Regions from separate parts of the Homo sapiens genome. Here region 1 is linked to region 2. Evidence: chromatin loops called from intact Hi-C (ENCODE). Cell type or tissue: endothelial cell of umbilical vein. All regions are shown on one strand. Each heading gives the region's core, and the rest is flanking DNA. Links, peaks and the distances in the headings are about the cores only.

Region 1 (6,381 bases), core at 849-5,848, 55 kb before region 2:
TACACTTCATGCATCACCACATTCATTTCTTTCACATTACACATGAGCTTGTCTTGTCACTGCCCAATTGCCCTCTTTTGGACAGCTTAACTGATGTACTATAACAATGAACCTTAGTGAGCAAACTTGATGAGAGAGGTTGGAGCTCAAGTCCGGTAGGTGTGTCAGAACAGCCTGCCATATTTCCAACAATAAACCCAAAGGTGTAATTAACACACGCTATGACATTCTGCAAGCACAAAAATGCATTAACTGATGTACATATATATATTCTTTCTTTTCTCCTTGTATTGCTCAGTTACGACATCTTCTATTTTGACAATGGAGATGCTGAGTATGTATCAAGCAGCTGAGCAGTCATGGCAGAAAGGAGTGGAGGGGCAAGAGAGAAGTTAAGAGGAAAAAGCCCTGGTCTCGATACTAAAAACAAAATCAGCCTCATAAGGGACAGAAGTTGGGTGTGGTGGACTCAAGGGAAAAGATTCAAATGCAGACATGCTTCCCTGACTTCACTTGACACCAAAAGTTACCAAACAAATGGCCATGCTTTAAGCAACACGAAGGAGTTTCCACATTTTTAACCTTCTTTAGAAGGCAACTGAATCCAAGACAGCAGTGGCTTTAGCTATCAGCCTTTAAGGTACATATAAACCAACATCCAAATCTACTAGAGTTCAAAGAACTGCTGCCCTTGAGGAGGCAACTCAAATCTGCCCTACCATGCATAGATGGAGGAATTGTGTTTCAAAACACAGGCATGGCACTTTCTACTTTCTCTTTCCTTCCTGCCTGCCTGTCCGCCCTCCCTCCCTCTTGACATCCCTTCCTCCTTCCCTCCCACCTTCCTTTCTAGTTCTGAATAATCCATCTGCTTTCACATTACATATGTGAAAGTCAGAGTTGCTTAAACCAAGAGGATGTCCTAAAAACACCTAGAGTTCCCATTTGTTTCTGATGTCCATCACCCTTGGGATAAAATGTCAGTGGGCTTTGTAAAAGAAATTTACTAAATGTATAAAATCTTACTTTTCATGTGATCTCAGTTGTTGAGGAACTGGAGATGGAAGTGGTACCTGTTCTGATGAGTGTAGAACTAATTTGCTCAAAAATCAACAGATGAATGCAAAAAGAAAAAAAAAGGAAACTAAACAAAGTTTTCCTTTTTATAAGAGAAAGTGGTTGATTTCTATCGTTTACAGAAAAATAAACCTGAATTTATCCCTAGATATTAAAACATGGCATTTATAAAGCATTACTAAGATTTAAAATAGCACATGTTACATGGTATAAAATGTCTTAAATGAATAATAAAAGCCCTCAGGAAAATTCCTTTGTGGTTCCAAACAGAAACACTGCAAGAGTCCATTAAAATGCTCAGTAAGTGAAAAGTAGCGCCTCATTCTCTTACTCCAAGAGTGTCCAACAGTGGGATTGCTCTGTTACAGCTAAGCCTTCAGACCACCCTGAGACTTCATTTTGGCATCAACAAGCATTTCACCTTCTACATGGGTCCATCATTATCCCACTCCACTTTTCTTAAAAGAATCTATGTGCATGTTTTGATGGACAATGTCCTTAACAAATATACCAAGAGACAACCCACCACCTCCACCCAAAGTCTTCACAGAGCTATGCCTTCTGTAAAATCAACGCATACCTTGAGCAAGAGGTTGAAGGGGAAGGGCAGGCTGCCCGGGCTGAATTGTCAGAAGGCCTTGGCGCTGCAAAGACAGGAGGTGCTGCTGCTGTAACTGCTGCATCTGTAAAAGCTGCTGCTGAAAAGCCAACTGCTGGGTAGCCACCTGCTGTTGCTGTAAGAAATCAGGAAGAAAAAATGAGATGGCCACTTCCCAAGGAAGGTTAAAAGTATGGACACTTCAAAACTCACCATCATCATCAAATGCTGAGAATGGTCACTGGAGCTCAGTGGAGGGCTCCGTGTCAAGGTTTAAAAGGGACAAAGCATACCTCCTCTGAGGAGGGGTGGGGAGATGAGCGTGTTATCTTTCTACTGCCCGCTCCCATAAACACATAATTCGTCCATCAAGCCAGCTTTCCCCCCAGTTTGAAAGGTCTGAGTTTTGTCATCAAGATGTAAACTTTTAGACTTTGAAATTTTTAATTATGCACACTAGAGAGAAGACTGCATCACTCTAGTCTGAAGGGGTCTGAACCCCGAACCTTTGAGGTGTAAAAGAACAAGTTGCCTCCCTCCCTGCCTGCACCGGCAGAAGCTTTTAACTACTCTGTTTATCACTTCTGACATAAATAAATGAGAAAAAATCAGACCTTTGAAGAAGAAAAACTTCATCTAATATTGTTAATTAGCCATGACAAACGATGAAATAACATTGTAAATCTTTCACAGAAACAGCCACTAGATTTTAATTACACACATTCATAATTTAGCAAACAACATCGTACTCGACTGTGAGTTTAACATGAACGACAGTCTAAGCTTCAGATGCCTTAACATGGCTTTAGTCTCAGAAACTCCCAGGTCTGGTGGCTTGTCCTGCTTCCCCCATCTGCTTTGTTCTTGAAAAGAAGGGGCTTTACGATATGATAAATATCTTTTTGTTGATTGGACAATGACAGGAGGAAAACTTTTGTTGTGTAAAACATCAATACATCATTCCTGTGTTTAGCAGGCCTTGCTTCAGCCAAAAAAATTAATGTAGATTTCCTCAGTAATTATCTGAGTGATAGAAAGATAATACAGTGCAGTAGTACAATAAATAGAAGGAAATTATCTAATATCCTTAATCTGCTAGCAATCGTATCGAGGTGGAGGTCTTAGCCACATTATGGCTAACAATTATAAAAGGAAAACTAACCCTTCCCAAACTGTAGCAAAAAAAAAAGAAAAGTTTCTTCAAGAAAAGAACAAGATCAGTGTTCCTAATTCTGAGTATGATTCAAAAGATCAGAGAGACTTTTACAACTAAAAGGACTATCCAAGCCCTTTCAGAGCTTACATGTTCTGGCTAATAACTATACTTTACAAACAACTGCATTCACTTAACCTAACACATGACCTTGATCTGATACATCCATAAAATGGTATGTATATCAAGACCTTCTGATGCAAAGTTCAAAGAAAGAGAAAAATGGTGGTTTCCTTTCGGTCTTCATGTAGTTTATTTTACAGTAAAAACCATCATTCTCATATTAGCAACCAATTTCAGACTTACTACCATGCCACTGAGAAAGTTAATTGAGTTTCACTCCAAAAAACAAATTCTATACCACTAACAACAAAAATTTAAATAAATTTAAATGAAAAGCCAGTGTTTTCATTTTAAGAACAGCATGCATAAAATGATCCAATTGTTTTCACCCCTTCCCAAGTTATCACATTAATGTAAAACCCAGTGATAGTTATATTCATGTCAAAACGATTTTTTCACTTCTTCAACAGATATTAACTCACAACATTACAAAAAAAAGGGAAGAGAAAAAAACAACATTGACACAATAAAAGATCAGGGAATTAGCTTTTCTGAAAGCAGACTATAATGGGGGGGGTACAGCTGGAGGTGGGGGAGGGTGTTTCCTGCCTTACTGTAAATGAAATGTTTAAAAATTTTGTATTTATGTAAAATGACTGATGCCTTTTCTGTTGTCTCTGTGGCCATCCCTAGGAAAAAGCTCATGAAAGCTGTCTACGTTTGAAAAGCCAGGATATAAAAGTATACAAGGCCCATTGTCCAAAGAAAGAATTTAAAAGCAACACCGGTTGCCAAACTGCGCTCCCCACCCAGTTACCAAACACAGGATACGGGTCCATTTGTTTACTTCTCACAATTGAATGCATACAAAAAAGGTCTCCGTGCAGTCCCCTCGGCAGGTCAGTAGTCAGTGTTAAAATGCTAAAATGCCCTGATAAACCTCGAGTTTCGGATCCCCTCCCTAGAGCTGCAGTCAAAGGTCTGTTTTCCTTTCTTCGGCTACTCCCTACTGCCTAACATAAACTGTCATAACTGCCCGGGACAAACGGCCCTTTTAAAACAATCAACTTAGCCTACCTCACCCGCACAGGATGGAATCTTTTTTTGTAGCTCGATTTAAAATGAATTCTGCTGTCTATTTTCCTCACCACTTCTGTCCAATATTCATGAGCAGTCACTTCAATAGCTGTATTGGGCCTACATCCTCTCTTCCTCCCCTACCTAAGAGCACGTATCTTCTTAAGGAAGGTCCTGTCTTGGTCCAACCCAATATGGAGCCAAACTTTCCCAAGGAAACATCTCAAGGCAACTTTAGGAGGGAAGGAAAAAAAAAAGAGCAAAGGTACATCGTTCTGGCCAAAGATCAGGTGTCTTATTGCAGAGGTAATCAAAACAGGAAAAAAAGGGGGTGGGGGGAGCCTGACAATATAAAATTATGAGCCGCTAATGACTGGGGACTCAGTAAATTAACATACTTGTTCCATCTGTCAACAACCAAGTTCAAACCTTGTTAAAATCATAACCACCAGTCCACATCATGAAAATGCTACCGTGTGACTCCATCTCATTTTAGCACAAAAGGACCACCACCTGCATGATAATTCCAGGAGACTGGTCCCTACCTCAGGAAACTACAGATCTCCTAAGCATTGTTACCCTGGGTCTCAGACAAATCCACTGGCACCATGAATCCAAGGAGACCCATCCACTGGTCTGCCTACCTCAAAGGATATTCAAAGCAACCTATCTCCTGGGTCACCTTTGCCTGGGAAGTGGATGACAAAGCATGGACCACAGCAAACCTAGCGACCTGGAGATGCAAGAATGTTCCTACAATGTCTTGCTTTCTCCTTGTTTAGACACAAAGTGTTCTCCTTCTCCCCTACACTCCCCACCCCCTGCCACTCCCTTCCCAAACTCAGGGACCACTATCATCTTTGTGCTCTGAGATGCTTTCCTTTCTGACAACAGCAATTTGGGAGAGGTAACTTTTATCCTTCTTTCTGCTGTGTAACTTTCCCCTTCCCATTTCTTTATGTGCCCTCTGAGCTCATCTGAACTTTCATGTTCTCCCAGCATGCAGACGTGCATTCCAAACTATGTCTCACAGACCAAATAAGAGGTTAATAAGAAGTGGCAACAGAAAGGAAAAACGCAATCCCTGGTAACTGATAAGAATGACAGTGGCAGCCCTTTTTTGTTTGTCTTCAAATATAGAGTTAAAGATCTTTAAAAAACTAAATTTTGATGCCTTTGAAAAGAAAGAAGCACAAAATAACAACAGGGGGTTATTGCCTGCAAGCCACAGGGGAGAAACTCCATAATTCTTATTCTCCCTTTTGAAGGCTGTTAGCAATCTGATTCAAAAAAGCAACAGCAGAAGGGGAAACCTCTTGAGGCTGTAACCATTTCCTGTGATCATGCATAATGTGCTTCAAAAGTGGGTTTTTACCAATTCTGTTGATCAATTGCACCTCCTTCATACCCCTTCTTTTTTCTGCTGTGTTTACATCTGATGTGACTCAATGACAAGCACTGTCTGAGACTGTGAAACAGGCCTGTCATGTTGATTTATGGGCGCATCAAACCACAACTTGTCCAAACTGAAGCTCGCAGTTCATTAATTAGAGAGTTGTGACTTTGAAGTCAGCTTTCAGACTGTGGTTTTTAACATTTGGCTTAATTTATATGCTCTTGAATGTGGATCTCTAAGGAAAAAACTGAAATTCCCTTCTTGTCTTTGAACTTCTTTTGACCGCACAATAATCATTTCTTTGTCCAGAGTGATGCCTGCAATCCCAGAGTCATTAACGCGCATTGAACTGCCACTGATGAGTAAGCCCTGCTGAATTAGAAAAACAGCCAGCAAAACAAAGCTGAGAGCCTTCTGCACAGTGATATCTCACAATTACATGCCTTCCCTCCCTGTGCCATTTCCATTTTAATTACTGTTAGTCCTTTAGATTTACATTTTAGACACTTTTTAATCTGTTCCCTTTTTTATTATAGCAGCACCCGGTAGAGCGCCACTGTACTTAAGGTTGTGTCAGCATTTTCATTAAAACACCTCCTCCCCTTCACCCCAAAACTGCCCCTACTCTGCAGGGGTTTACATCCGGCTGCTCAACAGGACTCCAGGGTGAAAACTTGGCAGGACATGGAAAACGTCCCCAATTTGTGTCAAGGGAGGAGGCAGCAAAGGGAGAATGTCTGGGTCACTCCCAGGGTGTAAAATTAGCACAGCCCAGCATCCTCACTTAGGTGAGGGACAGGGACGTCGAGTCACCTGGTAAGACTCCCTGCAAAAGAACAAAAGTGGCCACCTGCTTAGGGCTGGTGAAGAAGCTGTTAAAGTGGATGAGGTGCTGTATATAGAATTATAAATTGTGTCATCCCAAGGAGAACACTTAAACAAAAAGAATTTTCAGTC
Region 2 (5,698 bases), core at 1-5,000:
CTGAACTTGGGGGAAAGAGTGAACTTGGGTTCCAGAAATGAACTGGGAAGCAGAAAGAAAACAGCATGGAGGCCAGGGGGTACTGATTTGAAGAAGTTTAAATGATGGCATTTTCCAAAAAAAACAAGTTAGCCCATGCAATGTATTACTAAGAAGGCCAGACAGGTTAGAAGGATGGAGACATGGCCACTAAATTTAGTGACAATAAAATTCAAGAAAATGATGAGGAGAAAAGCCAGACTTGGGAGGAGTTTAGGAAAGAAAGTGACTGGGAAAAAGCAAAAAAAAAAAAAAAAACACCACAAGGAAGCAGCAGGCACAATATTCTGAGTCTAAAAGCTTGGCAGCAAAAGAAGGAGCTAGAGGAGAGTAGCTGGGAAGGATCGAGTCATTCAAAGTTTTGGAACTACCCATTTAAACTCCACATTTACCATGAACACCGCTAAACGTTGAGCTCTGTCTGCTTGAATATTTACCAAAGTTCTTCAATGGGACATAATGTAAAAGGACAAGGGCCGGCGCTCTTTGCCCAACTGTGTCCAGCAGCTTTAAATTCTACTACTTAAGTAGTTAAAAATCTGTTCTTTTGTTGAAGGAGAGAACTTATGAATAGAAGGCAGCAACCCCAGACCCTTTAGAAATGACTAGTATTCAGTCCCTGTAATTTACCGGGCAATAATTTCAAACTCAAACAATCCCAACAGCAAGGTGGCTGAAGTCCACCAAAAGTTCAAAATGGGATATGTTCTCTTTAAAATTTTGAGAGCGACTAAATATGACAACCATCTGATGTATGAAAATTATTCACAACCAAAAACAGACAGTCTGGAAATAGCCGGGATGACTTCATTTAGACAGAATTACCCAAATCTGTTTCTAATATACACAGTACACATAATAAATTTTTACAATATGACAAGGAAAACAAACTTAATAAAAGTTCCCGATCTTTTGTTACACAAGCATGCTATATCCATGCTATGTTTATAATAGTTTGCTCATGATATCACAGCTCAGTAACAAAGGCCCAAGCAATACAAAAACAGTTACTAGGCATGACATCAGCTCACAACTACCGTAATTACATCGGTACACAAATTTCCCAAACTGTACATTTTCCAAACTGCTTCTCAATTTCAACGGCTGCCTTTAGACAATTACTTGCAGAGCTGTCTGCAGGCTTTGAGTAATACCCGTCTTTCTTCTCTTTCCCAAGCGTCATTTCCCTTTAGAAAGTGCATATTTCAATTATAAGCACTATTTTTCAAATATGCCCATCAACATATGTCCAAATTAGGAGACGGTGTGGTCTGGTGGTTAGCGAGGAGCATTAAGCATCAGCAACTCTGATTCCATTCCTTTTGCTTTCCCTGTTTGCGGGGCCCAGGTGGTAGCTCAGGGAGAGGCAGTAGAGTGTAATGGATGAAAGCATAGACTCTTGAGCCAGATTGTGTGGGCTAGAATCCCAGCTCTGCCACTTATCAGCTGTATGGCCTTGGACAAGTTAACTTCTCTATGCTCCACTTTCCTCCCCTGTAAAATGGGAATAATAATAGAACTTACCCCATATGGTTGTTGTACAGTAGTTGGCTCCTAGAAAGTACTATATAGTATTTACTATTTAATATGATAACTATTATCTTTCTGGGACTCAGTTTCCTGTTTGAAAACCTGGCTTAAATTAACCTGACTTAGGGTAAACTGTTTAATTTTTCTAATGTCAGGGTAGGGGGTTGCAGCCTGGTCACATTATCTCAAGATAGTGAAGTTCAATGAGTAAAGTTTGAATGAATGAATGCATGCATGTATGAATGAATGAATGAAAATATAGGTCCTGAAAATAACCCATAGTTACAGAAGTGAAAAATACTATATTGTGGAACTTGAGCTTCATCCTATTTTCTCTAATTGCTTATTTTCATGTTCCTGCAATGAATGTTGATAAACATCTCTGACCCAATAGAAATAATAAGTGTAGGGAAAACAGATATTGCCTTGTGATTTTAGAAGTGTATTTCTCTAAGCACCAAACTTTTCGAGCTCATCCTATATGCACAACCTCTGTCTCACCGTGTTGTGTGGTCAGCTGGCTTTCCTGACCGGGCAGGGTGCCAGGGGAGTGCGACTACCTCCATTGTCACTTCTGGTCCATGGTATTGCACCAAATGCTGTTATTCTAGGCTCCAGGAAATTTTCTAACCACTGGACAGGGTCCAATGCTGTGTGCTAATGAGTTTCAGATTGGAGGACCTCACTGTGCATGTGTCAGAAAAGTGCCACGGTTTATAGCAAGGTGGGGGGAGGGAAGAAAAGACACACCAAAAGAAAAAACAGTAGTTAAAAAATGCTGGCTACTCAAATTGACAGGGAACGTGACCTCTGCACTTCAGCAGAAATTCTTGCAGACTTACAAAATAAAGGAGTTTGCTTTTATCGCACACTGTGAGACTCATATGGAAAAATGGAAAACACTACATCACTTGACCTCAGCGTGCCCCCTTTCAACCACAGACGAATATTGTGTACAAAAATTCTAAATCAACTTAAGATGTTCCCCCCCCAAAAAAAGAGAGAGGCTTTAATTTTCTACATTAGACTTGATGATCACTATTTTGGTTCTGAGATTTTGCTCAGAAGATTCACACAGGAAAAAGACTCAAAATTCCAGGAAGAGTATTTTACCACTTTGGGGATAATGATGTAGTGGTCTCTATTGGCGGGGCGCATCATCGTCTATACTCCCATTGCACTGGAGAATACTGAGCAAGCCTGACTCGCCCAGGCCTGAAAGTCACTCAAGACTAAAATCATGATTATTTGCTTACATTAACAGAACACTAAAACCAATTTTAAACAACTTAAGGAAACTCGAGCCATCTTTGCTGGGTGATTCACTGCCATGGGAAACCAAGAAGCTCTTTTCTCCCTTCAAGGCAACCAATAGGCTTGATAGCAAGACCTCATTGTGGGATCACAGCCTATCCAAGAAGAAGCCGCCCTTCTGCTGCTGTTGCTGCTGCTTTTATTTTTTTCGTTAAGAAGAATCACTTCTTAGGAGTGTCTAACAGAACTTTTGAGTAATGAGATTACATTTCAGTTTTTTTTCTTTTGCCACACTTAGTCCTGGGGACTTTAAAAATCCAATTCTTTCACATCCTCTAACTGTCATCAACATTTTTTCAGATGGTGTCAATAAAATTGATTGCTTGCAGTTCTGAATTCTGTTCTGCATATGGAAACAATATAATTTATTTTAAAGAATTTTCAATAGGGATGGAAGGAGAAATGGAACCTCAGGAAACCCATCCACAACATTTGGGGAGGGGTGGGAGGGAGCAAATCCAAAGCAAAGTAAACATCCTGAACATTACCGGACGCTGGAAACTTTGACAAAACGTCCTGATATATAAACCCTAAACCTGACTGTTGTGCTGACTGATACATCTTTCTGTCAGATATGAATGATGTTTCTGGAGCATTAATATGTTCATTAAATTCTAACTCCCTATACTTAAAATATTCTCTACTTTGGCTCAGAGGCATCTTGACAGCTTTGTTGTAATCATATATGTGAGGCCCCCAGTCTACACAGTTGTAGAGATGCCTCATACCTACAACCAATCTGTTGCTTTTACAAGTTCAATCTAGTTATTAAGCAGCTGATTGTGGAACCACGTTGCTTCGACATCTTCAACTCAGCTGTATATCACAGAAACCACTATGGGTGGTGACAGAGTCCCATGATGCCTAGCAACTGTACATGCCCCTAACTCCTTAATCCGTGATACTACAAAATATGGCTTGCGTTTTCTTTTTTTTTCCCCCTCTTTCCCTGAAGCACAAGTGGACGACCAGCAAGGGTCCGACAGTGTTATTCCTAATTACCTTTTTTTTCACTCTTGATCCTGTGGCTCTCATAATTAGTTACCTGGGGCTGCAATCCAATTTGAAGTGATGACAAGAAAGTGATCCATGAAAAAGTAATAAGTTAAATCCAATTTCAGCCTTCCTCTAATTAAATGCACATGGAACTAATGACTCCAACCCTAGCATTTTAGTGATAATGGTAATTAGCGAGGTGGGAGTCACTCTCTTTTTCAACACTGGAGGTGTAAACCACAAGGTAAAATGGCAGGAGCACTCTTAATTACATGTGTCATTTTGTCAGCAATTTACACATTTTTGACCAGTCAAGTATGTTTTTCCCCTGTCCCTCTCCACCTCCTAGCCCCAACAATGATTATAATAAACTAGTCCATGTTCCAAACGCATGGACGCTCATAAGAGCACTTCAGACTTGAAAATAAGAAATAACTTTGCTTTGCTGTTGTTGATCACCTTTCTGTCCCCACCACACACACAGACACACACAGAGACACACACGCACAGGCACACACACAGACAAATAAAGATATACTTAGGGTAATTATGCAGATCTGAGTCCTCTTAATTGAAATCCAGATATTTATAGTGGAACTGATTTTTGTTGGTTTCAGCTGTCTTTTTTTTGCTTATAATATGGAAAATAGCGTAATTTACTTATTTATGGAAAATATGACACTCAGTAGGTGCTGAGTAAACACACATAAAAAGAGAGGCAATAATTAACCTCTTGACGGCACACTGGTTATCTGTGGTTCTAAAAAACCTGGCTTCCCATCCTGGTGCTGTTACTACCTTTGTGCTGTGTAGCAAGTCAGTTAATCTCTCTGTTTCCATCTTCCTCATCCATTAAATGATTTAAGGACACTGCCTATACTACAGAGTAGCTAAGGAGCTGGCCCACGTTCAGCACTGACTAAACATTCATTATCTATCACACTTTGCATGTGGTGGCAAAGACATGATTACATATAAAATATTAGCATCACATTTGCATTGTAATTCTTAGATACATTTAAACTAGTGATCATATAATTAAAGTCCAAACTGAGTTCCTTATTTTTTGTTTCTTTTTGAGACAGAGTCTCGCTGTCGCCCAGGCTGGAGTGCAGTGGCGTGATCTCGGCTCACTGCAACCTCCGCCTTCCAGGTTCAAGCGATTCTCCTGCCTCAGCCTCCCGAGTAGCTGGGACTACAGGTGCGTGCCACCACGCCCAGCTAATTTTTGCAAGATGGGGTTTCACCTTGTTGGCCAGGCTGGTCTTGAACACCTGACCTTGTGATCCGCTCGCCTTGGCTTCTCAAAGTGCTGGGGTTATAGGCGTGAGCCATTGCACCCGGCCACTTTTTTTTTTTTTTAATCGAAATAGAGTCTTGCTATGTTACCCAGACTGGCCTCAAACTCCTGAGCTCAAGAGATCCTCTGGCCTCAGCCTTCTTAGTAGCTGAGATATGGTGCACACCACTGCAGTTGCACCTGGTTCAAATAGGGATTTTTTTTTTTTTTTTTTGAGCTAGGATCTTGCTCTGTTTCCCAGGCTGGAATGCGGTGGCACCATCATGGCTCATTGTAGCCTCTACCTCCTGGGCTCATTCAATCCTGCCACCTCAGCCATCAGAGTAGCTGGGACTACAGGCACCGGGCCCGGCTAATATTTTTGTATTATTCACAGAGATGGGGTTTTGCCATGTTGCCCAGGCTGGTCTCTAACTCCTGGACTTAAGTGATCTGCCTGCCTCAGCCTCTCAAAATGCTGGGATTACAGGTGTGAGCCACTGTACCTGGGGATACCTTCAAGAGTGGGAATTATGAATA

The links. A loop is a pair of places that touch in the nucleus more often than their neighbours do. Peaks named below come from ENCODE experiments on the same cell type or tissue, not always from the same donor. Only the 100,000 strongest peaks of a DNase experiment are listed, where the experiment ranks them.
Region 1: a loop joins it to region 2, with 4 times the contacts of the local background. A loop is called at or near these places in 4 of 110 quality-filtered maps.

The regions. Positions count from the first base shown.
Region 1 is chr3:71,045,285-71,051,665 of GRCh38, forward strand. It overlaps FOXP1 (forkhead box P1), which reads right to left. Exons shown (of 21, transcript NM_001349338.3): 10 at 1,658-1,811. Among named protein-coding and RNA genes, the nearest start is that of FOXP1-AS1, 240 kb to the right of the region's middle. RefSeq lists enhancers at 4,722-6,381, 5,594-6,157. In endothelial cell of umbilical vein, for the core only: no CTCF peak of the experiment used is centred there; DNase peaks (open chromatin) are centred at 2,807, 3,847, 5,057, 5,787 and 1 weaker place; H3K27ac peaks cover 4,022 bases.
Region 2 is chr3:71,101,399-71,107,096 of GRCh38, forward strand. All of the region lies in intron 7 of FOXP1 (forkhead box P1), which reads right to left. Among named protein-coding and RNA genes, the nearest start is that of FOXP1-AS1, 190 kb to the right of the region's middle. RefSeq lists an enhancer at 3,007-4,504. In endothelial cell of umbilical vein, for the core only: no CTCF peak of the experiment used is centred there; DNase peaks (open chromatin) are centred at 1,043, 2,193 and 2,883; H3K27ac peaks cover 3,717 bases.